3 separate regions of the Mus musculus genome follow, and regions 1 and 2 are each linked to region 3. The links are chromatin loops, found by intact Hi-C in ENCODE. Cell type or tissue: gastrocnemius. All regions are shown on one strand. Links, peaks and the distances in the headings refer to the core of each region. The heading gives the core; the rest is flanking DNA. Region 1 overlaps Atp6v0d1 (ATPase, H+ transporting, lysosomal V0 subunit D1). Region 2 overlaps Atp6v0d1 (ATPase, H+ transporting, lysosomal V0 subunit D1). Region 3 overlaps Zdhhc1 (zinc finger, DHHC domain containing 1).

Region 1 (4,000 bases), core at 1-4,000, 71 kb before region 3:
AGAGCAAACCAGTAAACAGCACTCCTTCATGGCTTCTGCCTTAGCTCCTGCCTCCAGAGAACTAGTGGTGTTAGACACATTAGAACAAAACTACAGGGTATCAATCTTGCAACCAGGAGTAGAAAACATGAAGTGTGTGTAGGGGTAATATTGTGTCTGAATAGATACTGAAGTATTGTGTCTGAGTAGATAGATGTCCTGCTGGTGTGTGGAAGGCCATGGAGACCTCAGAAGCACTACTGCTCAAGAGGGATGAGAGTTAAGACTTAATTATTTATTTATTTATTTATTTAATATATATGAGTACACTGTAGCTGTACAGATGGTTGTGAGCCATCATGTGGTTGCTGGGATTTGAACTCAGGACCTTCGGAAGAGCAGTCAGTGATCTTACTCAGAGAGGTCTCCCTGTGGGAGGTTAGGTTAGGGGAAGACCTGCTCCATTGCTCCAGCACTGAGGGTCCCGATGAGATGAGACAGCCTTTATTTATTTATTTATTTATTTATTTATTTATTATTTATTTAAATTTTTATTTATTTAAATTTATTTATTTATTTTTTATTTATTTAAATTTATTTATTTAAGGCCTTTATTGTAGAAAGGCAGAGGGCGGCCATGGCCACGTGGAGGGGGGGGAGAAGAAGGGGGGAGAGGGGAGGGGAGCAAAGGGAGCATGAGTAAAAGCAAGAGAATAAGAGGTAAAAGATCGAGGAGGGGCAAGTAGCTCCTTTTATAGTGGGCTGTGCCATCCTGGATGTTGCTAGGTAACTGTGGGGAGGAGCATACCTGGCTATTGCCCTGTAACCATGGGGGTGGAGTCCAGACAATACCTGGAGCTTGGGGCATTGCCTAAGTGACTGATGGCCACACACCTCTCTGCAGGGGGCTGTGGGATGCTGTAGCTGCTACTGGAGCCTGGGGCCCAGGAGGCATGGCTGAACTCCCATTGTCCCATGAAGGCGGAAGTCACCACCCACCAAGTGTCCTGGGTTCCAGGCCTGTGCTCCATCAGGAACCAGGCTGCCTCTGCACAGTTCACGGCCCCACAGTTGTAGTGTTTAGTGCCCTTACGGTAGAACACTAGAGGAAGTTTTCTAAGTGCTGATTTAGAAATATATTGTTAGGGGCAAAGTTGTAAGCCATTGAGCGTAATCCTACTGTAGTCAAACACTAGAAGGCATGCATGTGAACAAGCATTTGGAAGCAAAGGCCCTACGCTGTCTAGAGAGGCTAGGAGGGAGGAAAGTTTTCAATGGCTAATTTATGTTTTCTTCTGCTGTTTGAATTTAAGAATAAAAAACATGGAATAGGGATAGAAAGATGGATAAGTGATTAAAAACACTAACTTTTTTAGAAGACCCAGGTTCAATTCCCAGTACCCACATAGCAACTCAAAATTGTCTTGTAACTCCAGTCCCAGGGTTTCTCTGTAGCCTTCCTTGGCTGTCCTGGAATTCACTTTGTAGACCAGGCTAGCCTCAAACTCAGAAATTTGCCTGCCTCTGCCTTCCAAGTGCTAGGAATAAAGGTGTGTGCCACCACTCCCGGCCTTTATTCATTTTCTTAAAAATGTGTATGACTGTTTTACCTGCATGTATGTATGTATGTACATATATGTACCGTGTACATACATGGTCAAAAGAGAGCATTGGATTTCATTGAACTGTAGTTAGGTATGGTTAGAACCCATCATATATGTGCTAGGAATTGAGTTTGGGTCCTTTACAAGTTCAAGTGTGAGTTTGGGTCCTTTACAAGTTCAAGTGCTTTAAGCTGCTCTCCAGCCCCCCTAAATTTCCATTGTTTATGATACATGTCTGCACCTCTCTGCAGGTGTCAGCAGTTTCACACCTGCAGGGTCTGATGGTTGGGGGAGATGGAGACCTAGAGTCTGAGGCATGATGACATTGGAAGAATGTGTTGAGTGAGAACTGGAGATGGAACACCCTCTTCTTGCCAAGAGCCAACCCCCTCATGGTTGTCCATAAACCATCATTCCTTTGTCCACAAGAGGGTGCACTAGGACCACTCTGCCACTAAGAGCCTGGATGGAGGTGCAGCATGGTTCTGCTGTACCTGTCTATGGCTGGTGTCCTTTAGGGTTCTGTCCTGGGCTCTTCTGTCACTGAGTCCACAGTTAGCCTCCCAGATTAGGTATAGGGTTTAGTGTTTCCTGTTTGTTTCTTTCTACTCTTTTCCCTCTGTGTCCCATATTCCAAGCATAGGAAGAAGACCAAGGACATTCTCTGATATCATTCTCTGTCCTGAAGCCTGGTACAGGATGCTCTGACCGTGACTAATACACTGTCTGCATTTACTTGCATCTAGATCATCTGGCAGGTGTCAGACTTGGAGCAGCAGCCATTGCAGTGTACTAGTTTACGAGCTCTTAAGATGTCTTGGGGGTTTCAAATAGGACCTTAAGGTTCCCCAGGGGCCGAGGCCTTGCTTTTCAGTCTCCTAGAAATATACCCTTCATGAGCAATTCACCCTTGGTGGTTCTCCCCTTGCTGGATCTACCCAGAACTCATCCATAGTATAGACTCTCTTCAGTTCCCTTTGGAACTCTAAGAAGGACACTTAGGCATGTGTGTGGCATATCCATATGTGTAAGTGACTCTGAGAGAACTAAGCATGGTACTAAACTCCACGTAAGAAATGTTGGCTCTGGTTACTCTTTTTTTTTTTTTTCCGAGAAGGTTTCTCTGTGTAGCCCTGGCTGTCCTGGAACTCACTTTGTAGACCAGGCTGGCCTCGAACTCAGAAATCCAACTGCCTCTGCCTCCTGAGTGCTGGGACTAAAGGCGTGCGCCACAACACCCAGCCACCAATGGTCACTGTTAAATTTGCAATGAATAGTTTGATTCATAATTTGATAATTACTGCTGTCTGAATAAACAGAAACAACAAACACCCTCAAGTGACACCTCTAAGTGATTTAATACAATGCCTGTGCTCTTTAATCTTTACTATGCTCCCTTTATTTTTATATTCTGATAGTGTTTTATTCTGAATAAAAACATTAGCCCCAGCTTAAAAAAAAAAAAAGAAATGTTGGCTCTATCATTATACCAACATGGAGTCATTAATAGGTAACTCACAATTCTTTATTTTTGTTGTTGTTCCCCTCTGCTCTCACTTGAATGCCTTTCCAGTGAGGTTGGTGCTTCTGCTTAGCCAGTATTGCAAGATTGACTTCCTTTGTCTCCCTGTTCCCTTTAAGAAGACAGGAAAATGAAAGATCACTTTAGCTAGACTGCTATTTCACAACCTAGATGGCTTTTCTGCCTATTCATACCCAGCATCCTGTAGTTTCCCTGATGGACTATGAATGTGTGCTCAGAGGCCTGGACTGGACTAACCATCTGAGGACAGACTGGCTGACTTTCAGCAGAGGAAAGGTTCTCGTAGGAAAAGCCCTTACTGGTTGCTGGACACTGTTAACCTAGCCAGCTCTGCCTGGTCTAGCCAAGGGTACTTGACTTTGGACATTCAGGCAATGGATTCAGGACTTGATCTCATCTAAGACTTCATATTTGGTTGGTAGATGAGGCCCCCTTCCTTCTTGCTTGTCTTGTTGCTGCTGTATTCTGAAGGCTTTAGACTTCCCCAGTGTCTTTCCTGTATCTGCTACTAGCCCTGCCAAGACTGCTTCACTGCTGCCTAGGCCACCAATCTAACCTGAACCTTTGAGTGGCCTTTGAAGGTTGTGTTACAGGGTGTCAGAATGACCTGGGCCTGACCAGACTAGGATATGGCAGATAGGTTCCTGAGGTAACTCATCCAACCTTCTTATTTTATCTGAGAAATTAGGTCCCAGCTAAAGCCAAAGGACTTACTCATAGTCTCCTGACACCTGTTTTAGTTCTTCAGGTCCAATTATTCTAGATTCTCTCTTTTTCCCTTCATTTACTATTTAATTTGTTTATTCAAGGCTCCCTGGGCTATACCTGTGTTTATTTAGCCCCTGACTCAGTAAGGGTGGTTAGTGGAAAGAAT
Region 2 (4,000 bases), core at 1-4,000, 51 kb before region 3:
GGATGGCCCTTGTTAGAGACCTGCTTCATTTAAAAACAATGGCACTTAGGTGCCACCTGAAGATGTCCCAGAGACCAGGTTGACCCTTCTACATGACTGCTTTCCTTAAGGAATGACTACTGGCTGAGAAGAAAGGTGTTTAAAGCCGGGCATAGTGGCTCGCGCCTTTAATCCCAGCACTCGGGAGGCAGAGGCAGGCAAATTTCTGAGTTCAAGACCAGCCTGGTCTACAAAGTGAGTTCCAGGACAGCCAGGGCTACACAGAGAAACCCTGTCTCGGGAAAAAAAAAAAAAGAAAGGAAGAAAGAAAGAAAGGAAGAAAGAAAGGAAGAAAGGAAGGAAGGAAGGAAGGAAGGAAGGAAGGAAGGAAGGAAGGTGGGTGTTTGAGGGAAGAACTAATAAGGATGGGAATCTAGACTGAAAAAAACTTTGGCTGAGTCCAGAGCCAGGCCAGGAGGGCACTACACAGATGCAGAGTGAGTGGTGCTGAGGGGCAGACAGTGACAACAGGGGTGGTTGTGTGCCTGCCACAGAGCAGGCAGTCTGTGTGAAGTAGACTCTCAGCGTGTAGTTTTAGGTGACCTACTCAACATTCACAATCCTAACACATTTAATATGCTGCTAAAATGAGGGCTGTTACCAGGCCTAACTTGCCCTGTAACTTGTGATAGAACCTGCATTCAGGGTTCTTTAGCCATGAAGGATACTTTTACTTGGCCCATTTCATGGTATTTTCTCACAGGAGAACCCCCTAACCTTGGAAGAGAAGTTGGGAAAGTTGTTTGTAGAGGGTCAACTTGGTCTCTGGGACATCTTCAGGTGGCCCCTAAGTGCCATTGTTTTTAAATGAAGCAGGTCTCAAGCAAGGGCCATCCCTGGTGTATAACAATTGCCTGTAGCCTACGTGTCCACTGGCAGAAATTGTGTGGTTTAACCTGTACTATCTGGGAGAATGACCATCAGTGGAAGTGGACACCTGGAAGGAACCTTTGTCCCAGGACATGGTCTCACATGTCTAGTGGGTCCCCAAAGCATCTCTTACCTCCTAAGTGAGGCCATGTTGCCTCACGTTGGCCCTTCATTGTCCTAGAGTGGTCACTGGGTTTCCTCAGGCCTTCTTATCCTGACTGTTCCCAATGAGGCTCTCGGGCTGCTGTGGGTTGTTCCCTTATTGCTCTTTAGGATGGAAAGGAAGCCAGCACTGACCCTGTTCTTTCTGACCTAGGAAAAAGCATGACTATGAGGGACCCTTCAGGATTCCAAAGGCTCAGATCAAATAGGATAACTCAACTGGGCCTTTGAGGAGGGTCAGGATTTTAATGAGGAGATGGTCAGAGCCTCACTAACTCTTCTGTAGTCCACATCTCATTCATTCTGGTTGCAAAGGGGAACTTGAGGCTTAAGGGGTAATGTGCTAAGTAGAAAAGGTCATAGCAGAGACTTCTGTTCATTTTCAGCCCTGGGTGGGGTTCCTTGGAACTAGATGTAGTTTAGTACAGATAATGTCACTAGCAACAAATGAGGCTCCTTGGTGGGGGCTGCAGATAGGCCATTTGGCACAAGTACCTGGTTATACACAGCCTGCCAGCCCAAGTGCAGAAAAGCTATGTTGCTCCAGCAGGTGGCACCAAAGGGCACAGTGGAGAGACAGGGTCGGCTAGGGACTCTAAAGGTTTCTTGAAGGAAGTAGCTTCCTAAACTGTAGCCTGAAACTTCTCCCACTCCAAGCTATTTGGAGGCACAGGGCAAGGGAGGGCCTTAGGGCAGAGGATTATAGACTGCTCTACCCCCTTCCCCCATCCCCCACTCCAAAAGGGCCTCTTTGGCCTGGCAGGCAGTGGGCCATCCACTCCCCAGCTGTCTTCCTCTGGAGGGAGATGCTGACCAGCTGGAACTTTATTCTCTCTTTTGAGGCCAAATGAGGGGAGACATGGCAAAGCAGCTTTCTGGGGGCAGGGAGGCAATTTCTGAAGACCAGGCAAAGAGGAGGGAGGTTTCCTGTTTGCTGAAGGTAGGAAGGCATATGGCTGGGTCTTATCTCTGCCAGGCCTGTCCTGCCTTCCATCTCCCAGGAAAGACGATCCTGAGCCTTGCTGTACAGGAAGGGAAAGCAGGGGCCTCCACTGAAGCAATCTTAGAGTTGGCCCCGGGGAGGGAAGTACTCAGCCTGGCACAGGATACAGGCTGGCCTGGCCTGTGTAGAAGGAGGAGTTAGAAGGGGCTGAGTGCTGTGATTGTGAGTGGCCCTAACTTGGCCCAGCATTTTTCTCTGTACTCAACTAAGGCTTATAGCAAGGAGAGGTTTGGGGAAGCTAGAAGGGAGGGGAGAGCTACTACTGACTTCTGCATACAGTGTCAGAGCTGAACCATGAACTACAGCTGGTTTCTTCTACTCACTAGAGGTATAGCAGTGAAGTCAGGTGGCAGCATTTCCCTACAGGGCTTTCTTCTGAGGCTGGTCCAGGGCTCTTAGAAGTACTCAGACAGTCTTATTCCAGTCTTGTCCCTAGCCTAAACAGATAAACAGAGACCCTGGCTTGTGGGCACAAGGGGGAAGGAAAAGTTTAGACTAAGGAAACTGGGGTTGTGGGGTCTCTCTGAGAGACAGAGGTGGGAGTTTAGAGCTAAAACATAAAGCTTTGGCTAAGCCGGGCGTGGTGGCGCACGCCTTTAATCCCAGCACTGGGAGGCAGAGGCAGGCGGATTTCTGAGTTTGAGGCCAGCCTGGTCTACAAAGTGAGTTCCAGGGCAGCCAGAGCCATACGGAGAAACCACATCTCAAAACAAGCAAACAAACAAACAAACAAACAAAAGCTTTGGCTAAAGGTAGCCATAGGTGTTTTATCTGTTGTGGCAGTAAGGTCACATAGAATCACTTGAATAATGTAAGTTCCAGAGATATGCTGTTGTTCTTCAGCATATCAAAAGGGGATATGAGGGGAAAAGGCATTCTTATCTCTGGGGTGAGGTCTCTCTGGATGTCTTAGGAAGACATTAGTTTTAGTATGGCTGGAGTGGGTGGAAGTTAACTGCCAGTTCTGTGGGGTCAAGGACAAGAGGCTGGCCATATGTTCCTTTTAGCTTGCAATTACAGATGGATCTTGCTTGAGACCCTTGTTTTTGGAAGGTGAGGTGTGACTCTTCTCAGTGCATATTCTGTAATGAACCATCTAGATTGGGTATGGAAAGAGATCAGCTGCCTAGCCCCAGGCCCAGGAGACTAGAGGTTAAAGTGGCATTGAATTGAGTGGGAGCTGTGTTCATCAAGCACAAGGAGTATGGGTTAGGCTGAGACAAAACTCAGGTATTTTGAGGGGCTTATAGGAGTACCACAGTGACTGATACACTGGGCCACCACCTTTTTCCTTTTATTCCTTTGGTACTGAGCCCCACCTCCTACCAAGGCCTTTCCTTGGTAAAGTCTCAGACTTAGGTACAAGGATTTGTTACAGGGATAGAGCCTAGCTCTGGACCTCCCAGAAACAGAACAAGAACTATGTCCAGGGCCAGATTGACAGTAGCCTCCATTTTTAGTCCTTACCCTTCCAAGGCCCAGCTTAGCCTTTAAGGACATTCTCCACTTCCTCTATACTCATAGTTTACTACTTGTAACAGGATGGATAATAGTTGGGACTACCCGGCTCCTCCTATTCTTTATACCTTCCCTTTTCCCCTACTACCTCATCCCCATAGGTGAGTACACAAAACTTTCTGTCCTAGCTCCTCTTTGGCTCTGCTTTTCAGTTGGAGACAAGTTGTCTTAGTTGTTCCTTGCCAAGTCTTAACTAGGCAGCCCCACCCTCCCCAGCTCCACAGCCCCCTCTGCTGTCCATGGTGCACAGAGTATCCGATTGCAGGGCAAGCCTATGAGACTAAGCCTAGAACTGACTTGAATCAGACCTGCTTCTGTATCTCATTCAGGTCCTCCTGAGTAATTGCTTGAACTGGCTCTAAAGAGTAGTGTATTTTTTTGTGTTCACAGTGGGGCTCTGCAGTCTGC
Region 3 (7,941 bases), core at 2,034-6,033:
GAATATATAAAGATATAAAGTATTAATGCTAGTCAAAATATTCTAGTCAATAAGTTTTGGCAGTTTAGTATTATAGCAAGTATCAATAAACCTAAATTCTGAGTAATAGTGTTTAGAATTAAAAATATAAATTTCTTTCTGAGGGCAACTGAATGGTTTTCATATCATTTTTATCATAGGGTAGATTACATTCACTGTACTTTTCTGAGTTGTCCTGTATGCAAGTATGTGCACATGCGCACATGCATGTGTTTGTTTAATCTAGGGTGTCATATATGCTAGACAAATCCTTTATCACTGAACTATATTTCCAGCCTTCAAGTCTGTGTTTTAATGCATCTGTCTTCTTACTCCTATGGAGAAATCACAGCAACCTCAATCAGTCCTGTCTTTTTATACCTTAGAGACTATCAGACACAGGAACACATTTGATTGTCTTGAAGCCTAGAAATAGGAGACAAACCAGAGAGCTGGTTAACACAATTACATTTACTATGAAGTGAACATTTCCATGTAGGATTTGCCAGCAGGATCACTGATCTATGCACTCTGGGAGGCATCCATACCCCTACTTTTTAGACGAGGAATTCCAGTCCTCTTGGCTAATAAGTGCAAAGCCAAAGCCAAACTTAGTCGTCCTGGGTTAAATATGCTTGGCCCAAGTCTGTGTTTTAAGTGGCACTATTAGGAGTTGTGGTCTTTTTGGAGTAGGTGTGGCCTTGTTGGAGGAAGTGTATCACTGTGAGGGTGGGCTCTGAGACACTTTTCCTAGCTGCCTGGAAGACAGTCTTCCGGCTGCCTTTGGATCAAGATGTAGAACTCTAGGTCCTTCTCCAGCACCATGTCTGCCTGATGTTGCCATGCTTTCTGCCATGATGATAATAGACTGAACCTCTGAAACTATAAGCCAGCCCCAATTAAATTTTGTCCTTTATAAGACTTGCTTTTGTCATGGTGTCTCTTTCCAGCAATGAAAACCCTAAGACACTAGACCTGTTTCCTTCAAAGCCAGGGAATCTCCTATCCTATGTACTTCTTATCGAAGATGGGCTAAGGGATCAGAGGACTTGACCTAAGTCTCAGAACTAAACAAAGGTCACTCCATTTAGCTTTGAGATGAGACCATTCAGAGATGACTTCACACGCTTGCTTGGCCTGCAGGAATCTCTCAGCCTTAGGAGGGCTGAGGGAAGTGTGACTATGAGTGAATGTCCAGTAGTTGGGGTGACAGCCAGTTGGCAGAGGATGTAGGGTTAAAAGGTATGTCACTGAGTAATTGTCATGGCCACGTGGAAGGGGAGAGCTAGGAGGACTGAAGGCAGAACAGACAGGCACACTGCCTTGTAAGAGAGTATAAGAGTTCTTTAATTTTGATTGTTGACAGAGAGAGGTTCACACCTCAAAGTGTCTTAGCACTGAAGCTCAGGGTGTAGTGTTTTTAAAGGAAAACCCATAAACCACAATTACATCAATATTAGGTGAGGTCAGAGTAACCTTGAAACATTTGTGTAGTCAGAACATAGTAGTTATTTCAGACACAACACGACAATTAATTTCATTTATATTTTCAGTTATTTTAGTTTATGTTTGTATAAACACTAATTATTTTGGACTATGGTCAGGGTCATGGAAACCCCAAGAGTGCTGCCAAGGCAGATGTGACCGTTGGACAGATAGAGGGCTGAAAACCGAGCAGCCGCAAAATGGAGTCAGAGCACGATGGTAGCACCTTAGTCACCTTGGTTGGCCAGAATTATACATCAGTTAACTTATTCATATTTGGCTTTATTTCAGATGTTTTCACGTCAGCGAACATTCACTGAGCATCTACTACGTACAAGGTATAGCTCCTGAATCTTGGGGGAGGAGACACCGGGGGCAGAGGTGACTGTATTATAACATGGCCACTGTCTTCAAGGGAAGCTAGAGTAGCAAAATGGTAGATCAGGGATGGCAGAGTGTTCGCAACTGCAGCCACACTCGCAATAGGGACTGAACATAAGGGGCCCTGACTCCACCTGGGACCCCAGGGCAATCTTCCTCTATTAGGGGATGCTGTAGTGGGCGGGAAGATGCAGCTGCACTCTGGTCAGGAGGTCAGGTCATCCGAGCAGAAGCCCAGGTGCTTGAGGTGCCTCTTTTCCTCATTCAGTTTATTTTCTACTGTTGTGCGGCTGCAATGACTGCAGCTGACAGACAGAAGAACCCAAGGACGCAAAGATTACTCCTCATTGTCTCAGGGGCTCTAACCTATCATGGCAGAACAGCCCATTTCATGGTGGTGGAAGCTGTCACATCATAGCTACCCAGGCAGTGGCAAGGCAGGAGGTAGGCAGGAATAACACCGGTAAAGCCATCTCCATTCCCTCTAATAGTCCTATCTCCCCGAGTTTCCAGAAGCTCCCCAAAACAGCATCTCTAGCTTGAAATCAGACATTTGTAACCTGAGCCTGTGAGGGGCATTTCAGATTCCAACCAAACCGTATTAGCGTTTGCTGATTGTGGGTCAGGGCTCTGGAAAAGACTGCCTAACTGCCAGCTCCTGGCCTTCCCACCAAGCGCTCAGACCTGTCCTGTTTTCCCAGGCATAACACTGCCTGCCTGGTTTGTCTGCCCAGAAGACACTGGTAGATAGGGCTCTTTCTCCTGTAAGAACAGGCTAGTCCCCTGCTCTGTGGGAGTCTTGGTCAGCAACTGGGCTTCAGCAAGGCAGGGCAGGGTAGGGGGTTGCTGCCCTCTGGTGGTCTGGTTCTGGCCAAGGCCTGGCTTTTCTTGTAGCTTTCTTAGTGAGTGAAAGGACATTAGACCTTCACCCTTCTGAGTAAATCAGGCCCAGAGTGACTGGGAGAAACATGCTCATTTGTTCTGCTTGAAGGAATCAAAGAAGAGTCCTCCCTTCTCTTGTGTGCGGGCTCATCCCCAGCTGAGAAACCAGAAAGAACCCCTCTGAAGCCCAGGGGAGAAGTTGTTGGTCCCTGGTCCTAAAGGGATTATGTGCCTGCCAAGCAGTGAGCAGTGAGGCCAGCTCTCTCTGAACACCCCCACTGCCTGTTTCCTTCAGCAAAGAAGAAGGGGCCCCCCTCTCTGACACTTGATTTGGATCTCAGGACGGAGGTGACTAATCCTAACAGAATCAGCATGTGTTCTCATCGCTCTGGCCCCAGCCTGATATTGTTACCAGATGAGAACATGTCTTATTGAGTTTCACTCTTATGGCTGCAGAGACAGGACACTTTGAGTAACAGGCAGCCACACGGTGTCCTTTGAATAACTCTGGACCCTCCTCCCATGACCTGGCGAGGCTGGGGTCAGAATCTGCTCTTGAGTTTTGGGACAGTACTTTATTACCACCCTGCCCCCAACTGCATATTTTAATTAGGCTAAGACCCCAGGTTTCCCTGCAGAGTGTATAGCCCCTGCCAGTCCCTGCCATCCTGCTAAATCCTGGCTGTAGCCAGGCCCCTGTGCTCCCATCGGACCTTTTTAGGCCTAATGCTCTCTACTCTTCTCCCTCTGGAGATGAACATCTGCAACAAACCCTCCAACAAGACAGCCCCCGAGAAGAGTGTGTGGACAGCGCCCTCACAGGACAGTGGGCCTTCCCCAGAACTGCAGGGCCAGCGCTCTCGAAGGAATGGATGGAGCTGGCCGCCCCACCCGCTCCAGATTGTGGCCTGGCTGCTCTACCTCTTCTTCGCGGTGATTGGCTTTGGGGTCCTTGTTCCCCTCTTGCCTCACCACTGGGTGCCTGCTGGCTATGCTGTATCCTTGGAATATATGGGACTGGAAAAGTTGGGGAGATGGATAGTTGGAAAAAAACAGAAGCCTGAAGCTGGGTGCATGTGAGGTAGAGCAGGGTTGACTCAGTTGATTCTCTGCCAGGCTTCAACTTGTAACGTGACCCTTCCTCTGGTAAAAGCAAGTGGACAGCCCCTGCGTTTCTCAGAGCACTTAAAACACCAGAGACGGTCTCACAGGGCCCTAAAGCTTCTTCAGACTCGTTATACCTGGGCTACAGGAAGGGTGTGTTAGGGGTTGGGGAGGTAGCTCAGTTGGTAGAGTGCTTGCCTGGCATGTGTAAGGTCCTGGATCCAGTCCTCATTTGAGACAGCAAGTTTGCGAGCAATGACTCCACTTGTGAAAGAATTTGTCATGGTATAGTTTTTCCATATAAGTTTCTTGGTATACTTAAAATGTGGTTTTATTTATAATCACATTATTTTGCTATGCCTGAGACTATTTACACGCTTATTGATTTTAGGATGAGGGTGCTTGTGCCAAAAAGTGGCACAGATATGTCCTTCAAGCCCCTGGGAACAGTGCAAACACTAATTTGCTTGAGTCTTATAGTATAGACTGTTCCAGTCCTGACCACAGCCCCAAAGACCTACAAGGCTGGGTGCAGGGGGTGTAGGGTGCAGTAGCCTCTGTGTGCCCCTGTGTAGGGAGTTCCTATTTCTCTCTGCTGCCATCAGCCTCCTGAAGAAGATTTCTGAGAGAGAGAGAGAGAGAGAGAGAGAGAGAGAGAGAGAGAGAGAAGGAAGGAAGGAAGGAAGGAAGGAAGGAAGGAAGGAAGGAAGGAAGGGAAGGAAGGAAGGAAGGAAGGAAGAAAGAAAGAAAGAAAGAAAGAAAGAAAGAAAGAAAGAAAGAGAAAAGAAAAGAAAGAAAGAAGGAAGGAAGGAAAGAAAGAAAGAAAAAGAAAGAAAGAAAGAAAGAAAGAAAGAAAGAAAGAAAGAAAGAAGAGAAAGAAGCTGGAGAGCCCTGGTCTCGGCTCAGCCTCCTGTGCTCCTGTGGGCTGTGCTGGCCAGAGCAGCTTCTCAAGCCCCCTGGTTCAGCCTCCTCTGTCACACAGGAAGGGTTCCATTTGCTTCCAAGGGCGGGGTTGAGAATGACGGCATCTTAGGAAGCGCATGGCCATGAAGAGCTTTAACTGTTAATGCACGTGTGCGCTCTCGGCCCCGAGCCCTGGGATGTCGAGTGACAACAGCAGCTGAATAAAGGAACTCTAGAGAAGATTGTCACCTCAGACACTGGCAGAGTCACTGGGGCCTTCCTGGTTCACAAGAGCCCAAGGCTAGACCATCAACTTGGTGAATGAATGGGAAATGACTGTTCTTAAGGTGACCATGGGCCTTAGTGTGGTTAGGTGGGACATTCTCCTGTGGTCTGGAATAATTCCATCACTGACTGGGTTACCCAGGGGCCCACCTGCAGGGCATCGGGGACCCAGAGGAGTGACCACCTGGTGAGGAGCGAGAGCATCAGCAAGTAGCAGTAAATAAGCCACTTCCGTTTGCCAAACACCAGACAGGGACGGTCTCTACTAGTCCGGCTGATAGCCCTGTGGGGAAGGTATTCTCCCCACTAAGGAAGCATATTAGTTATGTTTCTCTTGCTGTGATGAAATACCGTGGCCCAAAGCAACTGATGGAAGAAAGAGTTTATTTTAGCTCATGGTTCCAGAAGGTTAGGTATTGTTCGCAATTGTGGGAAAGGTGTACCGGAGGCAGGCAGGAGGTCGGAGCCGGAAGCTGGCTGAGCACACCTTAGCTGCACTTGGAAAGCAGAACAAGGCTGTTAAGCCTCAAAGCCTGCCCACAAGGATGTCCTTTTCACAGAGGTTCTATAACCCCCCCAACAGCGCCACCAGGTGGTGGCCAAGTGAACATATGAACATACGGGAGACAGTTCTCACTCAAGACCTTCTGAAGAAAGGTGCTCAGACAGGATGGTGACTTTCTGAGGTCACACAACTAGTACCCAGTGAGGCCAGATGGGCTGCTCAGGCTGAGGAAGTGGACTGTTTTCTCTTTTTTTGAGCCATGTGGGAACTTCAAGAGCCCCTAGTCTGGCAGCCTGACCAGGGCTCTATGGTTCCCTCAGTGTCCTTTCATTAAGCAGGCTTTCAGGACCCCTTAGGAATGACGTGGGTACCAATTCCCCACTGTGGGCCTAGAATGGCCCTAGGCTTCAGGAATGCAAAGATGAGCTCTGGGTGTTTAGGGGCCAGGTGGAGGGGAGATGGGAGGGGGGTTGGACACATTGGTCACACCCCATGTAAATGTTGGAAAGGGCTCAGACCACAGTCTAGTCTGGCACACATCCGGCAGGCAGCATTCTTGGTGCTTGCAGCCTCCTTCTCCCAGCTTCCTGCATTCATGTGTGGCTCCCCTTTCCTCCCCTGCTGACAGCCAGTCATCACACTGCAGAGTTTACCTCCCCTCCCCCCCACCCCAGCTTCCCACCTTCCCTTCCCACTGCTCTCTGCCTCCCTGACCAAGTAACTCTCCCCTGTGTGCCCCTGCTCCTGGCTACCTACAGCTGCAGGCAAAGCACTCTTACAACTCTGTCTCACACACAGCTCACCCACCTTTCTCTTTCTTGATGTCTGCCCCCTCCCCCTCTCCTCTCCCTTTCTCCTGGACATTTTTGTCCCTACAGAGCCAGAGCACTCTTTCAAAACACACACACAAACACACACACACACACACACACACACACACACACACACACACACACCCTCTGATAATGTTTCACCAGCTCAAAATCTTTTTCCTGCCTTAAACGAGGCTGAAGATCTCGTTAGGTCTGCATGGCTTTCTCCATGTGCAGTCTTCCTGTCTATTCAGCTTCCTTTTATTTCCCCGTTTTGACAACAGTGGTGTCTTTCTAGAAGCCCTTGCTCACCACCCAGCCGATCAGAGGTCAAGAAGTGACAGATGAATGGGCCAATCTGCTTGGGAAATTATGGAATCATTAATACCCAAACTGCACAGGTCCTCTACATGTTTTGAGATCTTTTATTTCTTTAACATTTAACATTGGGAGAGCTCACATGGAAGCCTAGAATTATGTTATTGTTTCCCTTGAGAGCTCAGATTTTGGAAGCATGGACCGTCATTATTATCTGATAATCATGAGCTGGGACAATAATTTGGCCACTCCTCTGATTAACACCTCTCCTGTTCCTATAGCGCTTAGCCCCAGTCCTTGCCCTCTGCCTTGCCTTCCAAGGCCCTGTTATACATTTTTTTCCATATCTCAGCTGAGATGACACTTCTTCAGAGAAGTCTTCCAGATTCTGTTGAGCTAGATAAAGTCATCAGATACAAATACATATCCTCTCCTCTAACTGACCTGTTGTTTGTGCTTTCTGTCATGCAGCAGGGTTCTTAGAGCTCAGGGCCAACGTGCCTGGCACAGAGGAAAGACCTGTGCATTCAGCTGAGTGAATGAGCCCGTGAGGGAAGCTGGGAAAGCAGGCAGCTCAATGTTTGCCCACACCAAGTGTCTAGAGTTGGGAGAAGCCAGAGGAAGGCCAGCTTTGGCCCCTGGCTGATGCATGAACTTCAGCTAGAGAGCCACTTGGAGCCACTGTAGGCCTTGATGCAGGGAAGAGCTTAAGTGTAGGCTTTTGAAAGCTCATTTCTGGAACCCATACAGGGTAGACTGTGGAGAAGAGTGTGAGGTTCTTAAGTAACCCAGGCAAGAGGTGAAGAGCTGACCAATAGCATTGGCCGTGAGGACAGAGAGCTCAGGGCTGAGCTTCCATTTGGCTCTTTGAGCTCTGTACAGCAACTTCTGGAAGAGCCTGGCTCATTCCGACAGGTAGAGGAATCTGGCTACTGAGTGACGGTAAGGATGTAGGACAGTGGATGGGTAAAGGATGAATCATGCGTAGGTCCTGAGTGACAGAGGGATGCTGTCTGCCTGGCTAGCAGGTGGAACCTGTTGGTGAGTTTGTGTATATATTTTGCAGCCAGTAGGTAGCATACTCATTTCCTGTGTCTGGCTTAGCTAAGTCCTGGGAAAGCTTCATCTCAGTGCCAGGAGTTAGCTCTGGTGCCCTGGCTAACGCTAAACATGTAAGGCCAGCCCAGACATGTAAGCCCCAGCTGAGGGCCAAGGACCTGGACCTGAGGTGGGGGGAAGCTACAAGTA

What was found. A loop is a pair of places that touch in the nucleus more often than their neighbours do. Peaks named below come from ENCODE experiments on the same cell type or tissue, not always from the same donor. Only the 100,000 strongest peaks of a DNase experiment are listed, where the experiment ranks them.
Region 1: it touches region 3 in a loop (6-fold over the local background); 14 of 42 quality-filtered maps call a loop at or near these places.
Region 2: a loop joins it to region 3, with 2.6 times the contacts of the local background. A loop is called at or near these places in 11 of 42 quality-filtered maps.

The regions. Positions count from the first base shown.
Region 1 is chr8:105,552,298-105,556,297 of GRCm38, reverse strand. All of the region lies in intron 1 of Atp6v0d1 (ATPase, H+ transporting, lysosomal V0 subunit D1), which reads left to right. Among named protein-coding and RNA genes, the nearest start is that of Atp6v0d1, 12 kb to the left of the region's middle. In gastrocnemius, for the core only: a CTCF peak has its summit at 2,011 (motif pointing right); DNase peaks (open chromatin) are centred at 902 and 2,013; H3K27ac peaks cover 1,254 bases.
Region 2 is chr8:105,531,792-105,535,791 of GRCm38, reverse strand. The region is part of intron 2 of Atp6v0d1 (ATPase, H+ transporting, lysosomal V0 subunit D1); the gene reads left to right. Among named protein-coding and RNA genes, the nearest start is that of Hsd11b2, 15 kb to the right of the region's middle. In gastrocnemius, for the core only: CTCF peaks have their summits at 1,621 (motif pointing right) and 3,824 (motif pointing left); DNase peaks (open chromatin) are centred at 1,625, 2,119 and 3,812; H3K4me3 peaks cover 368 bases; H3K27ac peaks cover 3,034 bases.
Region 3 is chr8:105,479,362-105,487,302 of GRCm38, reverse strand. Zdhhc1 (zinc finger, DHHC domain containing 1) reads left to right here. Exons shown (of 14, transcript NM_175160.5): 3 at 1,795-1,841; 4 at 2,876-3,114; 5 at 3,520-3,762. The coding sequence starts at 3,520. Among named protein-coding and RNA genes, the nearest start is that of Tppp3, 12 kb to the right of the region's middle. In gastrocnemius, for the core only: CTCF peaks have their summits at 2,741 (motif pointing left), 3,592 and 5,653; DNase peaks (open chromatin) are centred at 2,729, 3,608, 5,208 and 5,652; H3K4me3 peaks cover 210 bases; H3K27ac peaks cover 2,421 bases.